Linked DNA regions of Homo sapiens: region 2 is linked to region 1. A link is a contact called in ENCODE Hi-C or POLR2A ChIA-PET data. All regions are on one chromosome and are shown on one strand. Each heading gives the region's core, a stretch centred on a gene start or an enhancer-like site at or near the end of the contact. The rest is flanking DNA. Distances are from core to core; before and after follow the strand shown.

What was found. Hi-C counts contacts between places; a loop is a spot of excess contacts on that map. ChIA-PET counts read pairs that join two places held with the same protein, here RNA polymerase II (POLR2A). Pooled maps may share reads with other maps.
Region 2: a loop to region 1 is called in a map of naive thymus-derived CD4-positive, alpha-beta T cell, with 4 times the contacts of the local background. The contact joins the promoter of STK10 here to the promoter of BNIP1 in region 1. A Hi-C loop is called at or near these places in 1 of 168 maps with a recorded cell type or tissue (naive thymus-derived CD4-positive, alpha-beta T cell), 1 of 37 single-sample maps with no recorded cell type and 7 of 50 pooled maps. POLR2A ChIA-PET finds 5 or more read pairs at or near these places in 2 of 52 experiments (CD4-positive, alpha-beta T cell and T-cell).

What each region holds. Positions count from the first base shown.
Region 1 is chr5:173,140,757-173,146,885 of GRCh38, forward strand. BNIP1 (BCL2 interacting protein 1) reads left to right here and starts at 3,775. Exons shown (of 6, transcript NM_001205.3): 1 at 3,775-3,873; 2 at 6,110-6,129. The coding sequence starts at 3,790. RefSeq lists enhancers at 3,968-4,496, 4,438-4,507.
Region 2 is chr5:172,185,493-172,191,621 of GRCh38, forward strand. STK10 (serine/threonine kinase 10) reads right to left here and starts at 2,732. Exons shown (of 19, transcript NM_005990.4): 1 at 2,395-2,732. The coding sequence starts at 2,550. RefSeq lists enhancers at 555-604, 875-924, 1,585-1,664, 2,717-3,492 and silencers at 2,125-2,204, 2,335-2,384, 2,685-3,044.

The DNA.
Region 1 (6,129 bases), core at 2,525-5,024:
GGAATCAGTGATTGCGTGTAATGATCACCAGACTGCACATCTGTTCCTCGAAGATGGCCTCTAGCTTAAGGTTTAGGATTGGGTCCCCTTATTGGAAGGAAGTATATTGGAGGGTAGAGAAAAAGGGAGCTTATGTTTTCTTCTTTAGCTGCAGCATAAGAGATGCAACTGGGGACTGTTGATTGCATATGAATATTCAACAAGAAGCATGATGTGAACGGGGTCCCAAGGGCACGTCTGCAGGTCTGCCAGCTGCTGGCTTTGGGGCTTCTCTGCTGTCCTAAACAGGGGGCTTCTATGTGAGTATCCAAAACACTGGAGTGACCTGAAGAAAGTAAACCTCAGTTTCTTTAAAAGGTTTTAACCTGAAAATATTACCAGGAATAAACTTAACAGAAAATGTATACAAGGCCTAGGATAAAGAAAACTTTGAAAGTACTGTGAAGGACACAGAAGGAAACTGGAATAAATTGAAAGATACACCAAGTTCTTACACAGGAGCAGTGACATAGAACTAACAGTGGTAAGTTAAATTAAAAATATAATATTGCTAAAAAATGTCATCCTAAGAAAACATACCAAGAGGGTTTAAAAAAAAAGTTTACACAGGGATAAAATAGCTGGAAGATGCTGGTAGGCAGTGGGGCTGAGGGGGCAGTGATGCAGGGGACAAGGGGAAGAGTTATTTAATCCTAGCAGATACTAAAAGTCGTTATAAAACCATAATAGTTAAAACTAATTTTGATACATGAATAGGCCAGTCAAGCAGAATAGAAGGTCTAAAAGTAGACTCAAACATATACGACAATTTAGTATGGCAAATGTGGCATCCAGAACCAGTGAGCAAAAGGTAGACTCTTCATTAAATAGTATTGGAATAACTAAGTAACCTCCGGAAAAAGTAAAATTGGGTCTATATCTCACACCATAAGCCAACATATATTTCAAAATAGATAATGATCTAAGTGTAAAAAAAAAAAAAAGCTACAAAAAACCACCCATAAAAACACTACAAGGAAATGTGGGCAATCCCTTTAAATCCCTGTAATTTGGACCACGAATCCAGGAATCATAAACGAAGATTGATAAATTCAATGTAAAACAAGATTAACAAAAACCATAAGCTAAATCAAAGTTCTATAGACTTTTTAAGGCTGTAGATGTCTTTAAAAAAAAATGAAAATAGAAAAGCTTTGAAACTCATCTCTAAGGACTAATCCTCCTAATATATAGAGTTCCTGGAAACGGATATGAAAAAAACCAACAACCCAATAGAACAATGAGCAGACAATAGAATAAATGCAAATAGCTCTGAAGCATAGGTAGAGTTTCTCAGCCTCCTTCATGATCAGAAAAGCATAAACTAAAGAAGGCATTTCTACCTAATCAGATTGGCAAAACTTCCAATGTTTGTTAACCTATCCTGTTGACAAGGCCACGGGAAACAGGCATTTATGCCATGTTGCTGGAGGGAGTATGGATTGACATAATCCCTATGAAGAGCAATTTGGTAATATGTCAGAATTTTTAAATGCATATATCCTTTGACCTAGCAACTCCATTTGCTCTGGGCAAGTCATTATTCCTCTCTGCCCCGTTTTTACCTCACAGAGTTGTTGTAAGAGTTAAGCGAGACACACATGAAGCGCTTAGTACAAAGTTCCTGGCACATAGGAAGTGCTCCCAAAATGTGGGCTAGTAGTAGAATAACAGCAGCTAACGGGCATTGAGATCTTACTATATGCCACATTAGCACACTGTGCTTGGTGCTTTTCATGTATTTTCTCATTTAATTCTCCAACCTGTGAAGTAGGCGCAATTGATTATCACCAGTTAGCTTCCGAGGAGACAGAGGCACAGGCATGCGAAGTGTGTGGTGGACAGGATTTGAGCCCAGGCAGATGCCAAGCCTGTGATACACTGCCTCTCTATTAGGTGCAGTGGGGTGATGAATACCTTACGAGAGGGTGTGTAGAGGGCTGTAGGGACACAGACAAGCACATAGCCCCGCTTACAACAGGTGGGGACCATATTGATTTTTTGGGGAAAAGATGGCTTTCAGTAGAGGCTGTGCCACTTTCTTTCTTTCTTTTTTCTTTTTTTTTTTTTTTTTTTGAGATGGAGTCTTGCTCTGTCGCCCAGGCTGGAGTAGTACAGTGGGGCGATCTCGGCTCACTGCAAGCTCCACCTCCTGGGTTCACATCATTCTCCTGCCTCAGCCTCCCAAGTAGCGGGGACTACAGGCGTCCGCCACCACGCCCGGCTAATTTTTATATTTTTAGTAGAGACGGGGTTTCACCGTGTTAGCCAGGATGATCTCGATCTCTTGACCTCGTGATCCACCCGCCTCGGCCTCCCAAAGTGCTGGGATTACAGGCATGAGCCACCGTGCCCGGCCTAGGCTTTGCCACTTTCAAGATAGGTAATCTTGCAACAGGGTTGATTGTTTTTTGTTTTAATTTACTCTAAGCCCTACTCCTGATCTGTGATAATAGTGTAGTACAATTTCAAGGGTGGTTGTGAGGATTAAGAGAGATGAACATGGTCGGGCACAGTGGCTCACGCCTGTAATCCCAGCACTTTGGGAGGCCGAGGCGGGTGGATCACGAGGTCAGTTCGAGACCAACCTGACCAATATGGTGAACCCCGTGTCTATGAAAAATACAAAAATTAGCTGGGCATGGTGGCACGCACCTGTAATCCCAGCTACTCAGGAGGCTGAGGCAGGAGAATTGCTTGAACCTGGGAGGTAGAGTTTGCAGTGAGCCAAGATTGTGCCATTGCACTCCAGCCTGGGCAACAGAGCGAGACTCCGCCACAAAAAAAAAAAAAAAAAAAGAGAGAGAGATGAACATTCAAGTCCTAAGCCTTTAGGTCCTCACAATCTATGCTTGCTGAAGTGACCCGAACAAATGCAGATGGAGTGGGGTCGAGTGGGGGAAACGCTTTCTAGGGAGAGGGAACACCACATTCTAAGGCTACACATCCAGAAGGAGCTTGAGCAATCCAGGAAGGGCGCAGGGTGCGGTGGCTGATGGCCGGGGTGGCTGATGGCCTTGAGGACCAGCTAAGAAACTTGGATTATTTACTAACAAAAATAAAAGAGCCACCATTTGTTGAGGGTTTGCTCTGACATTTCCATCAAAACTACCTTAGCAAGGTAGATTTAATAAATCCAGTTGTATACAAAAGGGAAACACGAGAAGCCATAGAAGGGCTGCATACAGGTAGGTGACTTGATCAATTTCGTGTTTTACAAAGATCCCTTAGATCATGTGTTGGAGTGATAGGAGGTACTCTACCGACCTGCCTTGAACTCCATACTTTAAAAAATATATGACGTTTATCATTTCCTCTTTTACTCCACAATTTATACTCACTGTAGAAAATATTAAAAATATAAGAAAGTTTGAAGAAACAAAAAATTATTACTGGTACTTTCCAGAGACATCTCAATTGATACTTTTCTTCCAGTCTTTTTTTTTCTATGTAAAAAATATATAGTTATTAGAATGCCTGACAGAAGGAAGATGGAAAGAGACCACTGTGAAGCGTTCTTGATATTCCCTCTTCCCTTCCTCTCCATGTTATTAGGGCCATACCAAGAGGAGAGGCTGATTTCCCTACACGTGTCAGGGAAAGTCCCAACTCTGCGCAGTGACCCTCGCTTGCCATTTTCGCCGGTCTCTAGGGGGCGCTGCCCCGAGACTGGGTGGGGAGGGAAAGAAGGTGGTGCGAAAACGCGTTTGAACTTGGGTCCTGCCGCTGCCCGTAGCCGGCGTCCCCAACATGGCGGCTCCCCAAGACGTCCACGTCCGGATCTGTAACCAAGAGATTGTCAAATTTGACCTGGAGGTGAAGGCGCTTATTCAGGTACTGATCCCGGGACCCCTGCCGGGCTCCAGCAGCCCTAACCCAAGCTCTGCTGGTCTGTGAGCTTGGCAGTGTCACTCCCGAACTTTCCCCACTTGGTTTCCCAGACCACAGGCTCCGCCCCATGGTCGGCTACCCCCCCGGTCCCCATTTGGTTGTGTCCCGGTGACTGCTGGCCTTGATCCTTTTTCCGGGTGCCGCCGGATCTCCCATCCCCAGAGCACCCCACTGTTCTCCGCCCCTGACTCAGCTACTGCTTCGGGGCTCGGCTTTGCCCCTTCCACCTGCAGCCCTGGTCGTCGCCCCGCCCCTGACTACCTCACAACCTACCTGTCACCCTGCTTGGCCCCGCCCTCTGACGCTGCTTCAGCATCCTCTGGTAGCGTCCGGGAGGCAGCTAGCCCCGCCCCCTGCTGGCCAGCTCTCCTGGCATCCAAGGCCACCTGGCACGGGAGGCACCGGGTGAAACGAATGTAACCTGGACCGTAGTTGTGATTTTATGCTTGAGGAAATCGAGTACGGCGCCAAGGCCTAGGTTAGAAGGCATACCTGGGTCAGTGGCAAAACTGGGACCTGGACTGTGAAAGTCAACCTAGGAATAACACCTTAGAGTGTTACCCCGTTTGAACAGATAGGAAATGAAGTGTTTCGCCTTAAGCCATTTAAGGGTAGAGGTAAAATAAACGAGTGGACTTAGGCAAGAATTGGGAGTGTAGACACGGTTCCATGAGTTCAGCAAAAAGAAACCGAGTTTTAAACCTTGTTTTTGCTTGTTTGTTTTTGTTTTTTTGAGACGGAGTCTCGCTCTGTCGCCCAGGCTGGAGTGCAGTGGCGCGATCTCGACTCGCGGCAAGCTCCGCCTCCCGGGTTCCCGCCATTCTCCTGCCTCAGCCTCCTGAGTAGCTGGGACTACAGGCACCCGCCACCACGCCCGGCTAATTTTTGTGTTTTGCTTAGTAGAGACGGGGTTTCACCGTGTTAGCCAGGATGGTCTCGATCTCCTGACCTCGTGATCCGCCCGCCTCGGCCTCCCAAATTGCTGGGATTACAGGCGTGAGCCACCGCGCCCGGCCTAAACCTTGGTTTTTAAAAATAATCATTTTCAACAAAGTCACTAAACATTAGATGTAGACTCAGAGTTTGTAACAAGGTGTGGCAAAAAGTGCAGGAAAATAGGGCTCCCCAGATAAACCAGATGCAGAATAAACCAAATTAGATGCAGAATAAACAAATACGGTGCAAAGAAGTGTGATTAAATGAATAAGCCAGAGAAAAAGTGAAATTTGATGCAGATATTTAAAACTTCTTGAACTTCACTTCTCTGATGTATACATTACAAAACTTCTGGGCCAATTATAGAAAAATAAACAGGTTTCATACAAATGAAATTACATTTTCACATAATCTAAATTGCTTAGGCATTCTTCTGTACTCTTTCTAACATTTGGGTTCTTGTCATTGCTGATGAGAAAGACTGATTATAGCTGGATGTATTGCGTTCTTACCGTTTTCCAGCAGCTCTGCTAAGTGCTTTACATACATACATAATCTATGATGTTCTATGAGGTAAGTAGTGTTGTGATAAGGAAACTCAGACACAGAGAATTTAAATAACTTTCCAGGTAACTTTACACAGCTCATAAGTTGCTACAGCCAGGATTCGAATCCACCTGGTCTGTCTCCAGAGCCTGCCGTGAAAGCTGGCACCAGTAATTCTGAATGTCCAGCAACAGATTCTAAATCTGCCCTTAAACATGTCTATATAAACACTCTAACTTATCACTAATGGTTTGTAAAATCACACTGGAGAAGTTAATCTCATCATATGATGCCAGATATTTAAACATCCTGATCTTCCAAGTTGGAAGGATCTAAGGTTCTAAAGTGATAGTATCACTTTTGCATGTCCATTCTTGTTGGGCATACAAGCTGTTTTAAGCTGTTTCCTACTGGCCAGGTAATGTTTTGTTAAAATTTAGGCACTAAAAATTAGGTCAAAGCAGTTGTGTTTCTTTCTAGGCTTTTATATTAATTCAACATTAATCTAAAAAGGAATGAGAAAAATGTAAATGATAATGTTTTTGCTTGTGTTGCAGAGGTAAACAGCAAAGATCAGGATGAATTATAGTTAGTATGTTAATATTAGTTGGTCTAAACCAACTCTATCACTGTATGGATGGTGTCATTTCATTTCATTGCCTTGAGAAAGGCCTTTCATCTGTTCAATGTCTCCTAGGATATCCGTGATTGTTCAGG
Region 2 (6,129 bases), core at 1,482-3,981, 960 kb before region 1:
TCCTGACCTCATGATCTGCCTGCTTCAGCCTCCCAAAGTGCTAGGATTACAGGCGTGAGCCACCACGCCCGGCCCAAAAAACCCATATGTTTAGCATACGCTAAAAACACCAACTGAACCTTCTGGAGAAAGTGGGTCCTGTGGTGAGCTGACCACAGGGGTCCAGCTGCCCTCACAGTAGTCAGAGCACAGCTGCAGGAGCAGGCTCTGTCTAAGGCAGTCAAGGACACTGGCAGTGTCCAGAGACAGTTGCAAGGCTGAGGATCGTTCTCTGGTGCCACCAGGAAGAAGATGCAGCTCTGAGGAGAGTAAAGAAAAGACGTGCTGAGGACAGGGTGAGCTGGCTGCCCTCAAATATGGGCAAGGCCCTCAGGCAAAGGAGGACAGCAAGTCGGGGCAGTCCAAAAGCACTGCCTCTCGGATCACAAGACCTCTCCCTACCCCATAACAGGAAGTGTGGGCTCAGAGGGGAGGTGGCAAGGAAACAAAACAGGCACCAGGCCAGGCACAGTGGCTCACGCCTGTAATCCCAACACTTTGGGAGGCCGAGGTGGGTGGATCAACTGAGGTCAGGAGTTCGAGACCAGCTTAGACAACATGGTGAAACCCCGTCTCTACTAAAAAAACAAAAATTAGCCAGGCATGGTGGTGTGTGCCTGCAATCCCAGCTACTTGGGAGGCTGAGGTAGGAGAATTGCTTGAACCCAGGAAGTGGAGGTTGCAGTGAGGGCCGAGATCAAACCACCGCACTCCAGCTTGGGCAATAGAGTGAGACTCCGTCTCACAAAAAATAAAAATAAAAAAAGACACTGAGTGGGCCTGGTTGGTCTCAAAATTGCCACCGCTCCAGGTCAGGCAGGGTGGCTCACCGCTGTAATCCCAACACTTTGGGAGGCTGAAACGAGCTGATTTCATGAGCTCAGGAGTTCATGACAAGCCTGGGCTACGTGGCGAAACCCCAAGTCTACAAAAAATACAAAAATTAGCCGGGCTGTGGTGTGCACCTGTAGACCTAGCTACTCCGAAGGCTGAGGCAGGAGAATTGCTTGAGCCCAGGAGGCAGAGGTTGCAGTGAGCCGAGATCGGGCCACTGCACTCCAGACTGAGCAACAGAGGGAAACCCTGTCTCAAAAAAAAGAAAAGAAAAAAGAAAAAACGCCACCACTCCAAGCCTCTAGGGCAGTACTTCTCAAACCTATTTGCTTAGGAATCACCTGGGATCTTATTAAAACGTAGACTCTAATTCAGCAGGTCGGGGCTGGGCATGAGATTGTTCACTTCTGACAAGCTCCCAAATGATGCTATTATAACACCGGTCATCTAGGAACTACTTCGGTAACTAGGCGATAGACCACTTCCAAGTCAGAGGAGAAGGCCTGGAGAAGCCTTCTCTGTGGTCCAGCCTCATAGAACGGCAATCCTAGGGTCAGAGTGCCCTACAAGCTACAGGAGCCCCAAGGAGGAGGATAGTGGCTTAGAAGAGAGGTGCTCTCCTGGAGGTATACACCAATTTAACAAGTGGGCGTCTCCCAGTAAAAATTTTCTTAGGGGAAAGGGGGGAGTCAAGCTGTAGGTGTTGGCTCCCTAAAACAACTCACCACCTCAGAATTAGCTCCCAGGAGCAGAAACCAACGTCCTGCTGCCACACTTCTCTAGACTCAATCAGCTCTGCCCCACCCACTCCACAAAAGCTCTCTGCCGCGTCTTCCTCTAGGGGAGAGGTGACTGCAGGCTGGGAGACTCCCCAGCTGTGACTCAGACCGACGGAATCAAATCTGTTCCCCCAGGCTCAGCATTCACCAGATCCTGACCTCCCCCTCTGACCAGCCCCAACCCACCTTTCCAAGCCCCACCTCTCAGTCCATGGGCCACCCCTCGCCCACCCCACTTCCCTGTCTCTGGCTCATCTTCAGATGTGTCCCTAGCTCCCAACCCGTCCAAGCGCAGCCGAGTTTCTCGGTCCACATCGCCTCGATATTCCCACAGCATCTGTGGTCTCTCTTAAAAAAAAAAGTGTGCCCGTATCGCCGTTTTACGGAACGTCCCTGGAAGGTCCCTCGAGTGGCCCTCTCGGATGCTGAGGTCCTGTCAACGCCCCTTTGTCTCCCCGTGCGGCGCCGAGCGCAGTGCAGGACACACAGGAAGTGCTCCGAAACAGGGCTAGGGTGGGGGCGGCAACCGTGCCCGGAGGGGGCGCCCAGAGCGCAGGGACTCGGCCGGGCCGAGTGATGTTCCCCCCAAAAAACAAGAGTCATCGGGATGAGGGCCAGGGACCCCGAATTCAGCGCCGGGCAGCCCTCGGAGCCGGAGCCAGGCTGGCCGGGTCCGGCTCAGGCATCCCTTCCTTCCGGAGCCCCTCGACGCGCGTCCGGCCACCCACCTCAGCGCCCTCACCTTGTAAACCTTGCCGAAGGCGCCGTCGCCCAGCTCGCCCACGATCTCCCACACCTCGTTGGGGTCCAGGTCGCGGCGGACGTGCTCATATTCGCGGGACTTTCTCTTCTCGAAGGTAGACAGGCGCAGGATGCGGCGGAAATTGGCAAAAGCCATGGCCGGGGGCGCGGTGGCGCCGGCTCGGGCTCGGGCTCGGGCTCGGGCTGTGGCTTCGGCGGCCGCGAGGAGAAGGAGGAGGAGTTGGAGGACGCCGCGTCTCTCGGGGTTCTCCCCAGACCCGCCTTTCCCCGCAGCCCGACCTCGGTCAAGTGTGCCCTGGGCAGCGCCGCGCCGGGAGCACCCGGAACCGCGCAGGCGGCGGCGTGCCCGCCCCCGCCCCCGCCCTGTCAGGTCCCCAGGGCCGCCTCCCTTGTGCCGGCCTCGCAGCTCCTGCCCGGCCCAGCCCTGCCTGCGAGAGCCTCGGACCCGTTCCAGGGGACCGTCCCCGCGCCCGCCCACCGGCCCGGCTCCACCCGCCGCTCCCCGGCAGAGCCCCGGGACCCCCTAATTGGCTGCGGGCGCTCCCCGGCTCCGCCCGTCGCCGCAGGGCACTCTGGAAACTGTAGTCCCCCCACACCACGCTCCGCGAGCCGCGGGCTGGGCTTTGGGGAAGCTTCGGGGACCGCTCGGTGGGACCGCTCATGGACTCAGGAGCCCGCCCGCCGCGCCGCGTGGCTCCCAAAACTTTTATGGGAGCAAGCGGGACGGCGACTTGGCATTTCGCGAGAGCCCACGGATCGTTGTCAGCGCCCAGAAGGTGAACCTGCACTCGTTCATTTAATCCTCCCGCAGCTATTCCGCTAGGCTGCCCTCGCCCCCACTTTTCCGATGGGGACGCCGGCAGGCGAGGGCACTCGCCCCAGGCACACACGCTGGCTGCCCGTCTGCTGCGGGTTCCTCGGCGCGGTGCTGCCTCCTAGTGTGCGACGGGCAACGCCGGTGCAGCCGCGGCCAGTCCCTGCAGGGCCCGGCTTCCCGGCGCGGTCCTTTCCAGGGGCTCCCCGTCCACGATCCACAAACCTGCCAGGATTAGAGGGCTGGGAGAAAGAGCTCCTTTGGCACTGATTTCTCTTATGTTTCCTGATGGGTTTGCGGATGTATTTGCATATTAAATAAAAACTTTATTCTAATTTTTAATTTCCTAGTTTCAAAAAAGATGAGCGCACTACATACAGATCAAACTAAAGTCTTCTTTGAGCACCTTCATTCTCGATCCTGGCTACTTGAGTCACTTCACTGCTACTGTTGCCTGTTTGTCCTATAGACGGTTATAACATGCTTTTACCTGAATCTAAGGAGAGTGCTGGGGGTGGGGGGGGGGGGCGGGCAGTCTGCAAGGGTTATTATTTGGACCGTGTCATAAACAAGTTGAGTCTTCGCAAATGTCACAGTTCAATAGCTCCAACCCCAGAGAACGGCTGTGTTGAGGTGTTTTCGCCCCTTCCTCGGTGCTTTGTTCGAAAACATCCTTTGAACAGTGTGCAAACACCAAGCATGGTTTTCCACTGGGAAAGCCAGCTCAAGAAGCCTGCGATGCTGGTAGTGGTCGGCGCAGAGGGTGTCCTGGTTGCTAAGCCGTTCGGAATGTTTCCACAGCTGCAGGAGTGCCTGGAATTGTAGAGGGTCTTTAAAAGAAGGAAACGCCGCTCGTCGCTGACCGTTCTCATTGAGTCAGGCGCTGTCTGAACCTCCCAAAACATGCTGAAAGGCAGGTCTTTCATTTGTTTCAGACCATTTGGCCAACTGTACGAAGCGGGTGGGGAGACCAAGAGGGTTGCTTCCATACTAGGAGATGAAGGCTCTGACTCCACGAAAGCTGTAGGCCTGGAGGGCTCTGACCAGCTCTGAGAGCTCCAGAAAAGCAAGCAAGCGAGAGAAAGAGAGAGAGAAAGGAAAGAGAGAAAGAGAGAAAGAAAGAAAGAGAAAGGGAAAGGAAAGGAAGAAAGAGAGAAAGGAAAGAGAGAAAGAGAGAAAGAAAGAAAGAGAAAGGGAAAGGAAAGGAAGAAAGAGAGAAAGAAAAAGGAAAGGAAGAGAAGGAGAGAGAAAGAGGGAGGGAGGGAGGGAAGGAAGGAAGGGAGGGAGGGAGGAAGGAAGGGAAAGAAAAACGGAGAGGTTCATTCATTCAATAACACTAAGTCAAAGAAGCCAGACACAAAAGGCCCTGTGTTCTATAAATTTCCATTTATATGAAATGTCTGGAAAAGGCAAATCCATACAGACAGAAAGTAGATTAATGGTTGCCTGGAGCTGGGTGTGAAATGGGAATTAACTGTACATGAACAATAAACAGTCTAATTGGGGTGATGAAAATGTCCTAAAACTGCACAATGGTGACAATTTCATAATTTGGTAAATTTGCCAAAAATAATTGAATTTTAAACTTTCATTTTTGTAAATGGATGAATTTTATGTGTAAATTATACCTCAATAGCATTGTAAGAAATACATTGAGGTTCAATAGAATCAAAGCTACTTCTTTGAAATAACTAATAGACAAGACTAGTCAAAGAAAAAGAAAAAAAGGGTCGGGCACGGTGGCTCACACCTGTAATCCCAGCATTTTGGGAGGCCAAGCTGGGTGGATCACCTGAGGTTAGGAGTTCAAGACCAGCCTGGCCAACATGGCAAAACCCCAGCTCTACGAAAAATACAAAACTTAGCCGGGCGGGGTGGTGCACGCCTGTAACCCAAGCTACTTGGGAGGCTGAGGCAGAAGAATCACTTGAACCCAGAAGATGGAGGTTGCAGTGAGCCGAGATCGTACCATTGCACTCCATCTAGCCTGAGCAACAGAGCAAGACTCCGTCTCAAAAAAAAAAAGAAAAGAAAAAAAAAAAATTGGTGCAAGAAAGAAATATTCACTGGAAGAAATAAAAAATGAAAAGAGAACATCAGATTAGATACTGTAGAAATTTTGATAATCATAAAGTGATATTTTAGACAAATTTATGTGAATAAATGTTTTAATTTACATAAAATGGGTAATTATTGAGAAGAAAATATAAATGATAGGTAAAAGATAATTTCAATAAGAAATAAAAACCTAAATAAACTAGTAACCAATAAAGAAATCAAATCAAGAATCAGGCCGGGCACAGTGGCTCATGCCTGTAATCCCAGCACGTTGGGAGGCTGAGGCGGGTGAATCACCTGAGGTCAGGAGTTCGAGACCAGCCTGGGCAACATGGTGAAACTCTGTCTCTACTAAAAATACAAAAATTAGTCGGGTGTGGTGGTGCGTGCCTGTGGTCCCAACTACTCATGAGACTCAGGCACAAGAATCCCTTCAACCTAGGAGACGGAGGTTGCAGTGAGCCGAGATCACACCACTGCACTCGAGCCTGGGCAACACAGTGAGACTCTGTCTCTAAACAAAAACAAACAAACAAAAACCCAAAAAACAACAACCACAAAAATCAAGAATCAAAAGCTTGTTCTTGGTGAAAGACATCAGTCTGTGTGGTTTTACAAATAATTTCTTTCTTTATATAAATTATTTTAAAAGATAGAAAATGAAGGAAATCTGCCAATTTATTTTATAAGATGAGTTTTACTATTACTAGATAAGGACAGTAAAAGAAAATTGTAAGCCAGGCACAGTGGCTTACACCTGTAATTCCAGCACTTTGGGAGGCTGAGGTGGGAGGATCACTTGAGCCCAGGAGTTCCATACCAGCCAGAGCTATAAAGTGAGAC